Linked DNA regions of Homo sapiens: region 1 is linked to region 2. Evidence: chromatin loops called from intact Hi-C (ENCODE). Cell type or tissue: dorsolateral prefrontal cortex. All regions are shown on one strand. Each heading gives the region's core, and the rest is flanking DNA. Links, peaks and the distances in the headings are about the cores only.

What was found. A loop is a pair of places that touch in the nucleus more often than their neighbours do. Peaks named below come from ENCODE experiments on the same cell type or tissue, not always from the same donor. Only the 100,000 strongest peaks of a DNase experiment are listed, where the experiment ranks them.
Region 1: a loop joins it to region 2, with 11 times the contacts of the local background. A loop is called at or near these places in 18 of 110 quality-filtered maps.

Annotation. Positions count from the first base shown.
Region 1 is chr12:11,196,753-11,205,296 of GRCh38, forward strand. The region is part of intron 1 of LOC107987435 (a long non-coding RNA gene); the gene reads left to right. It also overlaps the pseudogene LOC100420583. Among named protein-coding and RNA genes, the nearest start is that of TAS2R42, 14 kb to the left of the region's middle. In dorsolateral prefrontal cortex, for the core only: a CTCF peak has its summit at 3,053 (motif pointing left); no DNase peak of the experiment used is centred there.
Region 2 is chr12:10,954,868-10,963,411 of GRCh38, forward strand. The region is part of intron 4 of PRH1-TAS2R14 (PRH1-TAS2R14 readthrough); the gene reads right to left. The region is part of intron 4 of PRH1-PRR4 (PRH1-PRR4 readthrough); the gene reads right to left. It also overlaps a transcript of PRH1 not described here. Among named protein-coding and RNA genes, the nearest start is that of TAS2R14, 20 kb to the left of the region's middle. In dorsolateral prefrontal cortex, for the core only: a CTCF peak has its summit at 5,106 (motif pointing right); no DNase peak of the experiment used is centred there; H3K27ac peaks cover 544 bases.

The sequences.
Region 1 (8,544 bases), core at 1,999-4,498, 240 kb after region 2:
AATTAGGTTATGATTAACGGCATCTATATTTGGATAGTCATTATAAGTACATCTAATAGCAACACCCGAGCAAAAGTGTTCTGCATATGGCCAAGCTTGAGAGGATGAAATCCATCAAACAAATCTGGTTCTCAGCCCAGTCAATTAAGTTTGCCAATTAAATCCATCCAGTCCATGAATATTTTTTTTCTTTATTTGAGACAGAGTCTCACTCTATCACCTAGTCTGGAGTGCAGTGGCACAATCTCAGCTCACAGCAACCTCTGCCTCCTGGGTTCAAACGATTCTCCTGCCTCAGCGTCCCAAATAGCAGGGATTACAGGCCTGCGCCACCATGCCCACTAATTTTTGTATTCTTAGTAGAGACGGGTTTTCACCATGTTGGCGAAAACTCCTGACCTCAAGTGTTCCTCCCACCTCAGCCTCCCAAAGTGCTGGGATTACAGGCATGAGCCACTGCACCCGGCCAGTCCCTGAAATTCTTATTGTGAATTCCACCATGGTTACAGTCGTAGAGATACTTTACACTGCCTTTGTCATAGCTCCAGAAAGAACGCCCCACTTGAATTTGCAATGTAAGTTCTGAATAATCAAACATCGATTCACCAATCGTTTATTGTAGTTAATACATACATCTGTTATTTGGTATTCATAAATGTCTCCTACCCATCACTCTTATCTCTGAATCCTCAATCAGGAAGTACTCCTGTCCCTAAAATTCGACATAGTTTTCAACCCAAGTTCTACATATGATCTTCCAATATGCCCTTAGATTGTGATTTCCACATTAGATTGTGACTAAAATATGTTTCTCTTTACTAAAGATGCAAATTGAAGACAAGTAGTTTTCTAAATTTTGCATGCCCCATCTCCAAATGATGTAGATGTCTCAAGATGATTTACTGAGTCTTTAGCAGTAGTCTAATACAAAGACTATGCATCGAACTTCTAATGTTAGAAATATAAATGAATAAACTGAATAATTTTTATCACCATCAGTAAGGAATATGCAACAGACTAAGAGTCCTTTGGAAATGATTTATGAATTGGAGCAGTGTAATATTTATTATGTAGTGAGTTATGCAGATAAATATTTTTCAATGTTTACCTGGGTTCAAGAAAAAAGACATCAATTTTTAAATATAGACTGAACCCCTGCCATACCATGTGCTGTATTAGGCACAGTTTAAAGTCTCATATAAAGAGGATCATATCCGATAATAGCTGTAGGCAAACTTAGGTGGCAAAAGATGTCTTCTATGCCCTGTACATGTTGCATAACAAAAGAGAAGGAGATAGGAACCGTCTTCTCTCAATAAGAGAAGTATTCTATCACTGACTTGCAAATCTGTCATAATAATAAAAAGTAGACTAACTTTTCATTGATTGCATTACAGTTTTAAGTCCTTTATAAGCAATATGCTTCTTTATCATTTGTGCTTGAGACAAACAGCTTTTATCTCTATTCACCCTAATATCTGATGCCCCATTTACCTTATACCTGCCATATTATTAAAATTTTGTTTCTACCTTTCATTCTACATTAAGGCCACAGCAGTATATAGAGTAGTCATTAGGATTGTTGCTGTAAGATAATTGCATGATCTAAGCTAATTTCAGATACATTACATCTCTCACAGTAATAAAAATACAAACAAGAGTTGACGTTTATTGAACTCTGTGAGCAAAACACTGTTCAATCACTCTACATGTCTTATTTCATTTAATCCTCACAATAGTCCTAGTAATAGGTATCATCATTGTCTCCATCTTACACATAAGGGAACTGAGATACAGAGTTTCAGGAAATGGATATATATGCATGGAATTCCAGGAAATCTTTAAAGGTATCTCTTAAAATTACCATAATGATAAAACAAATATGTAATACTATATTAACTTTGGAAATTAAACATAACAGTTAATCATATAATGGGAAAGGAAATAATTTTTGCCAACCAAGCCAATCCAACAAGATCAAGAAAACTAGTGTTACTAAGTGCAGTTGCTCATGCCTGTGATCCCAGTGCTTTGGGAGGCCAAGGCAGGAGGACTGCTTGGAGCCAGGAGTCCAAGACCAGCCTGGCCAACACAGTGAGAACCCATCTATAACAAATTTTAAAAATTAGCCAGACATGGTGGCATGCTGTATTCATCCACTCTCACACTGCTATAAAGAAATTCCTGAGACTGAATAATTTATAAAGAAAAGAGGTTAAATTGCCTTATGGTTCCTCAGACTGTACAGGAAGCATGGCTGGGGAGGCCTCAGGAAACTTACAGTCATGGCAGAAGGCAAAGGGGCAGCAGGCACATCTTACATATCCAGAGCAGGAGGAAGAGAAAGAAGGGGAAGATGCCACACACTTTTAAACAACCAGATCTCATGAGAACTCTATCACAAGAACAGCACCAAAAGGAGAAATCTGCCCCCATCATCACTGCCATCACCAGCTGGGATAGTGGCGGCCCAAGCCACCATCATGTCTCACCTAGATTATTGTAGAAGCTTCCCTACTGGCCTCCTGCTGCTGAGCTAGCCCCTACAGAGTGGTCCCATTCATATGCAGGTCATATCATGTCAGCACCCTGCCCAAAACCCTCCAAGTGGTTCCTTGTATCACTCAGAGTGAAATCCAAAGCTCTCATTGCTGTTTGCAAGATCCAGCATGATCTGTCCACCACCCTCTACCTCAGCCCCCATCTGACCTCCTCACCAAGCACTCTCCCCTTCACCCACCCCTCCCCTGCCCCACTGCACTCCATGCTGTTTCCCAAGCATTCAGGGCCCCTCCAGCCTCAGGGCCTTGGAGGGATCTTCCCTCTGACTGAAATCCATATAGTCCCAATCTCAGTGACTCTCCAAACCCAAGGTCTGGAGAGCTGGATTCAGAAACAAGATAGCAGTATACAAAACTAAGAAGGCTGTCATAGCAGATTGTTTTTGGCTGAGTCTGCAGAGAGACCAGCTGGTGTGAAGCTCTGTGAGGACTGCAGAGAACAAAAATCAATAGGTAATCGCTTCTTGTAGCAATTCAGAATAACAAGTTGTGGGTCAGGAGTGCCACCTACTGACAATATTTTTAAGTTGCAGAAAAGGATTTTAGGAAAATTAAACTTTCCAAGGATGAATCTATAAAGCTAAATAAGTGACAAGATAAACTACCTCAAGTATTAAGAAGCCATAAGACAATTTCTCGTTTAAAACTATAATTGGAGCCAGGTACGGTGGCTCATGCCTGTAATCCCAGCACTTTGGGAGGCCGAAGCAGGAGGAGCACTTGAGGCCAGGAGTTCAAGACCAGCCTGGCCAACATGGAGAAACCCCATCTCTACAAAAAATACAAAAATTAGCTGGGTGTGCTGACACATGCCTGTAATCCCAGCTACTCAGGAGGCTGAGTCACAAAAATCTCTTGAATCCAGGAGGCATAGGTTGCATTGAGCTGAGGTTGCACCACTGAGCTCCAGCCTGGGTGACAGAGCAAGACTCTGTCTCAAAAAAATGAAAAACAAAAACAAAACAGACAAAAAAAGCAACAACAACAACAACAAACCCTATAATTTAGAAGCAACCTCTGATACAGTTTTTCTTAAACTCCAGCAAATATATTTATAAAGCCACAATAAAAGCACAAATCACAAGCATCTTGAACATCAACAATAGCTTGGACATATTGAAAAAAGATCTAGGAGTGAGTTTCATTGATTATGAGGAAAATTGGTTTTAAAATGTAATTTATTATAAACCTAGTTTTATCTCATTAAATAAACACTATTTGAAAAGCGGCAGAGCCATATTATTAATTCAGGCTGTTTTTAAACAAATATTTACTGAGCAAAGTGTTGGGATCTGTTACAGTTGCTGGTGGCCTCACAAGACACAAGTCAGACCAGGTCCCTGTGAAGGTGAAGTTTCTATCCTCCTTGATGAATGCATAAAATAAACAACCAAAGAAATAAAGTAAAAGTAAACTTTCAGATATGTATAAGGGCTTTGAAGGAAACAAAGCAGAATGCCTGGACGTACTAATTCTAAAGGCCAGAGGACTTTTTGTTTAGGGCAGTTGGAAAAAGCCTATTTGAAGAGAGAATGTATCAATTAACAGTTACAGCATAACAAACCACATCAAAACTCAGTGGCTTAAAACAACAAGCATGTATGACCGTTCTCACAGTTGATTCTGTGGGCTGGCTGGGCCCTTCCCCTCTAGGCCGGCTCAGTTGGGACTGTATGACCTTGAGTAGCCCCACTCACAGCTCTGAGGCCCAGCCAGGATAGCTGGAGATCCGTGGGCTCTCTCCATAAATGACAGCAGAAGAGTTCCCAGCAGCAAGACTGGAGGATGGGCTTATGGTAAGGGGAGATGAGTGGGAAGTCACAGACATTAATGGTGAATAATTTACACTTTTCATCTTTACATGATTAAAAAAATCAGTTAAACTACTGAACACATGGAACATGGATTTACTTATTTGATCAGTGTGTTAGTTTTTTTATTGCTGCTGAAACAACTTACTACATATTTACTGTCTTAAAACAATACAAATTTACTGGAAAGACGTCCTGTGTTCATGGGCTGGAAGATTTAATATTGTTAAAATGTCAGTACTACTTAAAGCAATCTAAAAATTCAAAATCCCACAACGTTTTTGCAGAAATAGAAAAATCTCAACTAAAATTTATATGGACATTCAAGGTACACAAAATAATCAAAGTAGGCAAAATAATCTTCATAAAGAACAAAGACACTCTCCAAGAAGATATACAAATGTCCAATAAACACATAAAAAGATGCTCAACATCACTAGTCATTAAGGAAATGCAACTCCACGGTAAGATACCACTTCATACCCATTAGGATGGCTTTATCAAAAGAAAGAAAAAAAGAAAAGAAAAAGAAGAGAAGGGAAGAGAAAAGAAAAGAAAAAAGAGAGAAAAGAAGGAAGGAAAGGAAGGAAGGAAGGAAGGAAAGAAGGAAAGAAGGGAGGGAGGGAGGGTGGAGGGAGGGAGAGAGGGGAAATAAGTGAGAGTGGCAGGAGGCAGCCAAATGCCTAGGCAGATAGGAGTGGGTACCCAGTGAAACCCCACCTCCAAGCAGAAGACAGTTTAAAGCCTGAAAGCCAAGCTACAAGCTGAATTTCAGATGGGATTGATAACTTGTCTTCCTGTTTGGTTCACTTTCCTCTGATTGATCCTCACCTTTCACCTGTTTTACATACACCTACCCTTTCCTAATTGGTTTTCTACACTGTTGTGCCCACTTATGAGTGGTGTCCTTGCTTTAACCATTTTGGCATACTCACAAACCAATCAGCGTGCACTCCCCATTCTGAATCCATAAAAAGCCCTGGACCCAGCCACGTGGGGGACTTCCCACCATCGGGTAGGGGAACCCCCACCCCAGCATCCCCTCTTTGCTGAGAGCTTTCCTTTTGCTTAATAATTTCTACTTCACTCACTCTCCAGTGTCTGTGTGCCTACTTCCTGGTTGTGAGACAAGAACTTGGACCTAGCTAAGCTAAGGAGCAGAAAAACTGCAACAGAAGGAAAGAGGGAAGGAAGGAAGGAAGGAAGGAAGGAAGGAAGGAAGGAAGGAAGGAAGGAAGGAAAGAAGGAAGGAAGGAGTATTGGCAAGCATGGAGACAAATTGGAACCTTTGTACATTGTTTGTGGGAATGTAAACAGCAAATGGTGCAGCTGTTGTGGAAAATGGTGTGATGGGTTCTCCAAAACTGAAACACAGAATTCCCATACAATCTAGTAATTCTACTTCTAGATATATACTCAAAAGAAATGAAAACAAGGACTTAGATATTTGCACACCCATGTTCATAGCAGCATTATTCACAATACCAAAAGGCAGAAACAACCCAAGTGTCCATTGACAAATGAATATATACACAAAATGTGGTATAAACATGGAATGGAATATACCCAGTCTTAAAAAGGAAGAACATTCTGACACATGCTACAACACAGATGGACCTTGAGGACATTACACTAAGAGAAATAAGCCAGGCACAAATATGATGCCACTTATATGAGGCACTTACAATAGTCAAATTTGTAGAGACAGAAAGTAGAATGGTGGTTGCCAGGGGATATAAAAGGAGGAAATATCATATCATAATATCATATAGAATTCTGGATTACATAAGTTCATCTCTTTGGGATATAACTAGGCAGAATCACTGATTCCATTTGCTAATTGCTAAGTAGTTTACCTCCAAGTGTTGCAATGATTTCCAAACATCCAAACATTGCTACTGGTTGAATCACTGAGGAACTTGCTAAAAATACAGATTATAGGGTCTAAACTATGATCTCATAAATCAGAATCTCTACAGTTAGGGCTTAAGAATTTTATTTTGTTTAAGATACCCCCAATCTTTATTCTGATGTAGCTGGTCCAGTAAGATTGACATTTCTTAATCAACACATTAGGCATCCCAGTAACAAAATACAACAATAACTTTGTGCATTAAGTTGGAAACCATGACAAAATTTTCATTTTAATATGATGGTTTTTCAGAATGAATGATTTCAGGATCTTTGCCAAAGTCTCATGCTTCTGTTTCCAAAAAGCCCCAGCAAATGTTTACCTCAACCCATTAAGTAGGCTAAGTGCCAATTAATAAATAGAGATGAAAGTGGCATGTGAAAAACCAAAACTTTATGGATAGGCACTGAGAATCTTCCTCTGTGGAGGACAAAGAAGATATTATTCTTCTAGGTCATTATAAACAGGCTAGATGGCCCTTAACCATATAAAAAGACATTTGAATTCACTTATAAGAGAAAAGCAAATTAAAACTGTGCCTCATTTGTCACGTTGGCAAAAAGTTCTAAAAGCTTGTCAACCTATTTTGTTAGTGAAATAAGAAATAAAAACATTCATTGCTGGTGTTTGCAAATCAGTATAATGCTTTTAGAGATGTTAAAAAACAAAATTTCAACAAACTGATTTCAAAGATTTAATTGGCTTTTATTATCAATTATGAATTGGGCTGCATTCCATCTATAAAACAGAAAAATGCTCCATGGGCATAGCAGAACGATTAATATGTGTAAGGGAGTTTGAGCAGAAACAAGGAAATAGCATAATACAACAAAGTGGATTGGTTAACTTAGGGTTACTTTCCTTGAAAGGGTTAAAACAAGGGGTACTTTCATATCATGCCAGCCTAGGTTTACTGGGACCTTTTTAACTGGTTACTGTGAATCTCCTGTTTTTTGTTTTTTTGGGGATTTTTTTTTTTTGGAAAATTTGGCCTGATGGGAGATTTTCCTGTTTTTTAAAGTTTCAGTTTGACTACATGGCTCTTGTCAAGAGTGACTCCATTTTGGTTTGTCCTGTTGGGGGCTAGTGCAGGAATTCAACCCAAAACAATGACCTACCATACATTTTATTTAACAGAAGGAAAATGAGTAATATTTAACAAAACTGCATGTGTGTTTATTTTTGATCCAGCATTTCTTCATCTAGGAATTTATTCTAAACATGTACCACTAACAAAGAAATAAGCATGGACAAACTTACTCATTACAGCATTGTTTGTACTCACAAAATATTGGAAACAACCTAATTGCCCATACATAGGAGAGTGGTTAAATTAACTATGGTATGTCTACGTAAGGAAGTACTAAGCAGCTATAAAAAAGAATGAGGATGATCTCTATGAACTGATGTGGAACGTTCTCTAGGGTACATTGTAAAGTAGAAAAAGCAAAGGGGAAATGCATATACGCCACCATTTTTGTAAAAAAAAAAAAAAAGAAGGGACATAAGAATATATCCATAAATATGCTTATTTTTGCATAAAGAAATACATGAGAGCTGGTCAGGCATGGTAGCTCACTCCTGTAATTCCAGCACTTTGGGAGGCCAAGGCTGGCAGATCACAAGGTCAGGAGATCTAGATCAGCCTGGCCAATATGGTAAAACCCCATCTCTACTAAAAATACAAAAATTAGCCAGGTGTGATGCTGTGTGCCTGTAGTCCCAGCTACTCAGGAGTCTGAGGCAGAAGAATCACTTCAACCCAGGAAGCAGAGGTTGCAGTGAGCCAAGAGTATACCACCACATTCCAGCCTGGGCAACAGAGTAAGATTCTGTCAAAAAAAGAAAAAAGGAAAAGAAAGGAAAAAGAAATACAGGAGAGCTAAAATAGATATTAATAAGATTGGTTACCTACAGGAAGTGGGTGGGAATGGAATTTAAGGGATTGAGGATTGGGAGAGTACACGATTTTACATAGTTTTGATTTGGGGGTACCATGTTAATGTTTCATGTACTCAAAAGTGCCTAAAATCAACAAGGATGGTAACATGAAATAAAGTAGAATTTTAAAACAAAAAAAAAACAAATAAACTTAAATATTGCAAATGAATAGCATAACCAAACTGAAAGAAAAAAGTAACTGACTTATCTTGCAACATAGTACTTGGACTATACTCCCCAAGTCTAAAGACAAAAAAAAAATACTAAATAAATATTAAGCTCTAGTTAATGTTATCCCCTACCCTCCAGTGATATGGAT
Region 2 (8,544 bases), core at 3,741-6,240:
ACCAGGAAGACATTACTATTCTAAATGTATATGCACCTGACAAAAGAACACCCAGATTCAGAAAGCAAGTTCTCAGAGACCTATTAAAAGATTTAGAAAATCACACAATAATAGCAAGAGATTTCAACACCCCACCAACAGCACTAGACAGAACATCAAGGCAGAAAACTAACAAAGTTATTCAGGACCTGAAATAGACACTTAACCAAATGAACCTAATAGACATCCACAAAACAGTTCACCCCAAAACAACAGAATACACATTCTTCTCATCTGCACATGGCATATAATCTAAAATCAGCCACACAACCTAACATAAAACAATTCCTAGCAAATATGAAAAAAAGAAAACCATACCAACCACATTCTTGGACCACAGCACAATAAAAATATAAATAAATACTAAGAAAATACCTTAAAACCATATAATTACATAGAAATTAAACAACCCTCTCCTGAATGACTTTTGGGTACATATTGAAATTAAGGCAGAAATCAAGAAATTTTTTGAACATAATGAGAACAAAGATACAACATACCAGAATCTCTGGGATATGGATAAGGCAGTGTTAAGAGGAAAGTTCGTAGCAATAAACACTCACATCAAAAAGTTAGAATGATCTCAAATTAATAACATAACTTCACAAGAGAAACTAAACAAACAAGAGCAAACCAATGCCAAAGCTAGCAAAAGACAATAAATAACCAAAATCAGAGCTGAACTGAAGGAAATTGTGATTAAAAAAAACATACAAAAGGTCAGTGAATCCAGGATTTGATGTTTTTAAAAAATTAATATGATAGACCCCTAACCAGACTAATAAAGAAAAAAAAGAGAGAAGATCCAAATAAACCCAATCAAAAATGACCAAGTGGATATTACCACTGACCCCACTGAAATACAAACAATCCTCCCAAACTACTGTCAACACCTCTATGCCCACAAGCTAGAAAACCTAGAAGAAATGGATAAACTGCTGGATATGTACAACCTTTCAAGACTGAATCAGTAAGAAATTGAATCCCTGAGCAAACCAATAACAAGTTCCAAATTGAAAGAGTAATAAAAAGCCTACCAGACAAACAAACAAAAAAAGCCTAGGACCTGATAGATTCTCAGCAGAATTCCACCATGTGTATAAAGAACTGGTACTATTCACACTAAACCTACTCTAAAAAACTGAGGAAAAGAAACTCCACGCTAACTCATTCTACAAGGCTAATATCACCCTGATACCAAAACCAGGCAGAGACACAACAATAAAAGAAAACAACCTCAATAAACATAGATTTAAAAAAAACACTCCACAAAATGCCAGCAAGTTGAATCCAGCAGCACATCAAAAAGCTAATCCACCATAATCAAGCAGGCTTTATCACTGGGATACAAGTTTGGTTAAACACATGTAAATCAATATATGTGATTCATCACATAAGTGAAACTAACAAAAACCACATTACTATCTCAATAGATGCAGAAAAGGCTTTCAATAAAATTCAATGTCTCTTCATATTAAAAACTCTCAACAAACTAGACATTGAAGATATATACTTCACAATAATAAGAGCCACCCATGACAAACCCACAGCCAATATCATACTAAATGGGCAAAACTGGAAGCATTACCCCTTGAAAACAGGAACAAGACAAGGGTGTCCTCTCTCACCACTCTTATTCAACAGTACTGGAAGTCCTGGTCAAAGCAATCAGGAAGAGAAATAAATAAAAGGCATCCCAATAGAAGAGAAGAAGTCAAATTATCCCTGTTCGCAGATAATGTGACTTTATACCTAGAAATCCCCACAGTTTCTGGCCAAAATCTCCTTGGTCTGATAAACAAACTCAGCAAATTCCCAGGATACAAAATCAATGTACAAAAATTAGTAGCATTCCTATAGCAACAAAATTCAAGCAAAGACAAATCAAGAAGGCAATCCCTTTCACAATAGTCCCAAAAAATAAAATACATAGGAATACAGCTGACCAGGGAGGTGAAATATCTCTACAAAGAGTATTACAAGAGACTGTTCAATTAAATCCAATAAGACATGGACAAACGGGAAAACGTTCCAGGTGCATGGATGGGAAGAATCAATATTGTTTAAATGCCCATACTGCCCAAACCAATTTATAGATTCAATGCTATTCCTGTCAAATTATCATTGATATTCTTCACAAAATTAGAAACAAACTATTTTAAAATTCACTGGGAATGAAAAAAAAAAAGCCCAAATAGCCAAGGCAATACCAAACAAAAAGAACAAAGCAGGAAGTATAACATTACCTGACTGAACCATACTACAAGGATACAGAGACTAAAACAGCATGGTAGTGGTACAAAAACAGGCACGTAGACCAAGGGAACAGAATAGAGACCCGAGAAATAATGCCACCCACCTACAACCATCTAATCTTCAACAAAGTTAACAAAAACAAGCCATGAGGAGAGACTCCCTGCTCTATAAATGGTGCTGGGATAACTGGATAGCCATGTGCAGAAGATGGAAACTGGACACCTTTCTTATACATACACAAAACTCAATGCAAGCTGGGTTAAATAATAAAATGTAAAACCTAAAACTATTTTTTTAAAAAACGGAAAAATAACCTAGTAAACACCATTCCTGCATAGGACCTGGCAAAGATTTCATGGCAAAGACACCAAAATCAATTGCAACAGAAACAAAAATTGAAAAGTGGAACCTCATTAAACTGAAGAGCTTCTGCACAAGAAAAGAAACTATCAACAGAGTAAACAGACAACCTGCAGAATGGGAGAAAATATTTCGTAAACTATGCAAATGACAAAGGCGTAATATCCGGAACATATAAGGAATTTACATTTACAAGCAAAAAACAAATACCACCATTAAAAATTTGATAAAGGACATGAACAATTTTCAAGTGAAGACATACACTCAGCCAACAAACATATGAAAAAATGCTCAATATAACTAATCATTAAAGAAATGTGATTCAAAACCACAATGAGATACTATCTCATACCAGTCAGAATAGCTATTACTAAAACCCCCAAAAAACAACAGATTCTGGCAAGATTGTGGTGAAAGGGAATGCTTTCACACTGCTGGTGGGGAGGTAAATTAGTCCAGCCATTGTGGAAATCAGCATGGCAATTTTCCAAAGAACTTAACACAGAATTACCATTCAAACCAGCAATTCCATTATTGGATATATATCCAGAGAAATATAAATTGTTCTACCATAAAGACACATGCATGAAAATATTCATGACAGAACTATTCATAATAGCAAAGACATGGAATAAACCTAACTGCCCATAAATAGTAGACTGGATAAAGAAAATATGGTACATACACACCATGGAATACTATGCAGTCATTAGAAAAAAACAAGATGATGTAGCAATATGGGTGGAGCTGGAGGCCATTATCCTAAGCCAATAAACATGGAAACAGAAAACAAATACCACATGTTCTCACTTATAAGTGGGTGCTAAACATTGAGTACAGATGGACACAAAGAAGGGAACGACAGACACCACGGTCTATGTGAACAGAGAGAAGGAGGAGAGTGAAGATAAAAGAGATACCTATCAGGTACTCTGCTTCCCACCCGAGTGACAAAATAATCTGTACACAAAGTGCCTGAGACATGCAATTTAGTTACATAACAAACCTGCACATGTACCCCAGAATCTAAAATAAAAGCTAAAAAAAGAAAAAAAAACTGCAAAGTGAAATGAGATTTATCTTTAAATAAGGTAGTATTGGAGGCCTCAATGATTCAATGATATCTGAGGAGTGATAACGTTCAGTGTTGATATCTGAGAAAGAGCAATCCAAGAAGAAGGGACACAAGTATGAAGTCCCTGAGGCAATGCTTGGCATATTCAAGAAGTGACACAAAGGCCAGTGTTGTTAGCATGGGATGAGCCAGGTGTTTTAGGGCACACAGGCAGACAAAATCAGATCATTCAAATGATTATAAGACTTCGTAAGGATTTGGCCTTTACTCTGAATTAGATGAAAGCCACTGAAAAATCTGGAGGAGAAGAATGGCATGATCAAATTTGCGTTTTTACAGGTTCTCTCTGGCTGCCACCTTGAGAATACATCAGGATAAAAGGATGTGCAGAACTAGAAAGAATAATTAGAAACTCATGGCAAATATCCTGGCAAGATATGCAGCAGTTTAGACTAGTATGGCAGAGTGATGACAAGGGATTGGATTCTGTAGGTTTTTGAGGGTAGAGTCAACAAAATTTGCTGATGCCTTAAAGATAGGTTCTGAAAGAGAGAAAATATTGACTCCATTTTTTTTTAGTCTAAGCATCTGAAAGTCTGAAGTGGTCATTAGCAGAAGAGGGAAAGACTGTAGAAGAAACAAATCTGACAATTGGGGGAAGAGCAGTATTTTGATTTGGACATGTTAGTTCAAGTTCCTGTTAGGCATCCAAATGAAGATGTCAAATAGTCTATTAGAGAAAGGATTCGGAGACCAGCGTTGAGATCTCAGCTGAAAGATTAAATGTTGGCATCATCAGCACACAGAAAATAAGTAAGGCCATGAGTAGATGAACTTACCTAAGAAGTGGGAGTTAAAAGAGAAGGAAAAAAACGTAAATTTAGACCCTTATTTTATACTGTACACAAAAATTAACTCATAAGTAATTGATCATAGAGAAAAAAACTTAAGAAATAAGATACTAACAGATACTGAGACATTGTACAAAACGCAAGAAATCAAAAATGGGTTAGTAAACCATAATTCTATCTATGTATTTCTTCACTTATATCATTATCTAATTATATATAGATCATCATATAATTAAAATTCCCCACATATCAATCTGCCAATATCTGCAATGCTATATTAAAATGATATATATGAATATATAGATGAATAATCAGCCTTATTCCTCTCTATTGAACCATTTGGCTACATTATCAGTAAGGAGACTGCATGAGATCACCAACAAAACAAGTCTGATTGATTAAAGATTGAAGAATTGAGACCTTCGGCAGTGTGACATTTTCAGTTTAGAGGCAAGAGAAAGAACTAGCAAAGGAGATTGAGAAGAGGTGCCCAGTGAACAACAATAAAATCAGAAGAGGGCAGCATCCCCCCAGTAAACCATGTCCAATGTTGCTAATAGAGCATGCAACATGAAGACTAACCATTGGCAACACGCACTCACTGGTGATCTTAACAAATGTCAGATTTAATGAAGTGGTGACAGCAACAGCCTCATTGGATTGGGCTGATAGGCCAATAGTTGAAGAGGCTTCATACTTTGCTAAATAACTATAAATCAAGAGGAAAACAGAGTTGAAAAAGCTGAGTCCTGAGGTCAGGCACTGATATGACAAATCAAAGACCCTCAGCCAGTTCTCAGGACTGAGCCAATTCACAGAAGCAGAGATAAACGACTGAAAGGAAGCTTAAGTCCTCTTGATAATGAACACTGGGGGTGGTAGTACATTTTATATCCCTATTCAGTTAACCTATCTGGCCTCTGCCAAAACCAGATGGATTATCAGATGAATGCACATTAGCATAAACTTAAATCGCACTTGCAGATGCTCTCTAGGATGTGGTACCTTCACTGAGCAGAACGTGGTTTCTGGTACTTTGTATGTGGCTTTTGATTTGGCGAATGTTTTTAAATCTACACCCTTTGTGAGAGAAAATCAAAACAATTTGTTTGTTGGGGTAAGAACAAAAGCACTGCTTCACTGTTTTATGTCAGAGCTGTGTCACTTCTGTTTTCAGTTTAATTGGCATTTTGCAAAACATCATGCTAACTCAATATATTAATAATATTACTTTAATTGGTATTCATAAGCAGGAAGTGGCAAGTTCCTTAAATATAGTAAAATAGTATTACTTTGAACAGAAGTAAAATATCAGAAGAAGAGAGACATAAACCTCAGCAGATTCAGGAACTTATAACATAGATGGTGTTTTTACAGGTCCATGCTCCTGGTCCTTGTGTCAAAACATCCTTTTTAAAGTAAACGGCATGTTTCCTGATACATAATTCTTCTCACTAAAAAAGAGGCACAGTGTTTTTTGGGCCTATTGGGATTTTGGAGTCAACATATTCCTCATTTGAGGATATTGCTCTGACTCACTAATGGAGTTTCCAAAGGCCATTGGTCTCAAGTGGAAACCAGAACAAAAAAGGGTTCCATAACAGCTATAGGGTCTGGCCTAAGCTGCTCTGCCCGTTGTGCCAGATGATCCAGCAGAATTCAAACATGCTAGAGGCATGCATAGTGGGCATTACAGGACTCTGTCCAAGTCTCTGACAAATCCACAGGAGAGGGGAGAGAAAACTCCTAGGGAATTAGTGCAAGACCATTCCCTCTTCAGCAGAGGAGTGCCCTCTGTCTCAAAAACAAAACAGCAGTTGCAGAAGATTAGAGACAAGAGAAAGAACCAGCAAAGGAGATTGAGAAGAGGTGCCCAGCGAACAATGATAAAATCAGAAGATGGCAGCATCCCCCAAATAAACCAGGTTCATTGCTGCTAATACAGCATGCAACAGGAAGACTAATGATTGCCCCTCTAAGCATGAGCGCCTCTAAGCACAAGACCCTGTGCAACAGTGGAAATCATATGCCCATAAAGCCAGCCATGATTGGAAGACATGAGCAAATCTGAGTGGTACAAGGAGTAGACAGTATTGGACTTAAACATGTGCTTCCTCAGATTCCCTTAACTGTCACTTATTCTCTAGGCCAGCACCTTGCCTGATCCAGATCATCCTACCATCCTTCCTTGAATGGAACACCACACTGTGGGCCTGAGGTCTGTCTTTCATAACAGCCACCAACGGACTGGATGATGGAAAGCAGAACAGCAGAGATGGTAGTTCCGCCTCAGGGAAACCCTGGCCAATGGAAAATGGAAGACAGAAGACAGCTGAACAGATACATTCTCCCTCCTCTCTCGCTTCCATGGACTAATGCTGGCTGTGGTATTCCCCTTGTAGCCTTTCCGGAAAAGTACTGGGGTCCAAGTGCATGCATCTGATGACCACCATGCTGTCTCTCTCACCTTATAATGAAGTTGCCACAACAGAGTCACATACACACAACACATTGTTACAATACATCCCAACACGTTCTTTCACATCTGCTCTTGCCTCACTTTCCACGTGCTCTTGCCTCAATTTCCACGCGTCCCTGCCATTGCTGCCCTGGACTTACCTTCCAAAGAAATGTTATCACTTTAATATCAGACACTGGCTCTAGTTCTAGACCTCCAAAGCTAAGATATTCATTCAGTGGTATAATTTATTTTTCACTCACTTTTCTGTGATTTTATAATATGGCAATTAAAATGTTCATTTAGAAAGGATATTAAAAATATTATATAAAAATCACATTTTAGTAAGGTAATTCATAACTAACTCAATTTTTAAAATTGAAATGCATTTTTTACATAATAACCAGCTAGAAATATCAGAATACAAATATATCATTCACAATCGAGAAAATATATACAAATATCCAAAAGTCTTTTATATGCTGTTTTGAAGGTATTGTAGTGGGTGCCATGTGATTTTGATGTTCCACCTTATCTCCATGTTTTTAGTCTGATATAGCTGCATCAAGGCTATATATAGCGATATTTCCCCTGCAAGTATGGAATAACCACACTTTTACTCTGAAAAATGCTTCTTCTTAGATAATTCTGTCATCTCAACCAGAAACCAGAATAGGCAAATTCATGCAACTGTAGATTTTGTGATGCTTCATTTTCACTGGTTCACCACCCCAAGACATGTAATTTATTACTCTATTCACTAACTCATTTGTTCTTCAAAATATTTTTGGCTATCTATTTTTTATGTGATCTTTTAGGTCCTGGCAGTCAACAATAAGCAAGGTCTGCAGGATCTCTGTTTTTTGTTGTTGTTGTTTTTTGAGACGGAGTCTCGCTCTGTCGCCCAGGCTGGAGTGCAGTGGCGCGATCTCGGCTCACTGCAAGCTCCGCCTCCTGGGTTCATGCCATTCTCCTGCCTCAGCCTCCCGAGTAGCTGGGACTACAGGCTCCCGCCACCACGCCCTGCTAATTTTTTTGTATTTTTAGCAGAGACCGGGTTTCACAGCGTTAGCCAGGACGGTCTTGATCTCCTGACCTCGTGATCCGCCCACCTCGGCCTCTCAAAGTGCTGGGATTATAGGCGTGAGCCACCGACCCCGACCAGGGTCTCTGCTTTTATGGTGCTTACGTTGTACCAGGAAAGATATATAATAAACAAACAAATAACTAAATCAAATGATTTATCTCAAGGTTTAGATAACATTGTTAAAATTTCATAACTCCGAGAATTGATACAGTCTGTAGAATTTACTTGTTTAATGACGTTATACATTTTTTCCTATAATAGAACTTGCTATCACTGAATATGTCAACACACTTTCTCTCACTGCATTATTTGCAACTAGATTATAATAAAACATATATTTAAGTCATTTCCTATCATCAATACATAGATGTCATAGACGTCATTTTAGAATTTGCAGAAAGTATAATTCAAATGATTT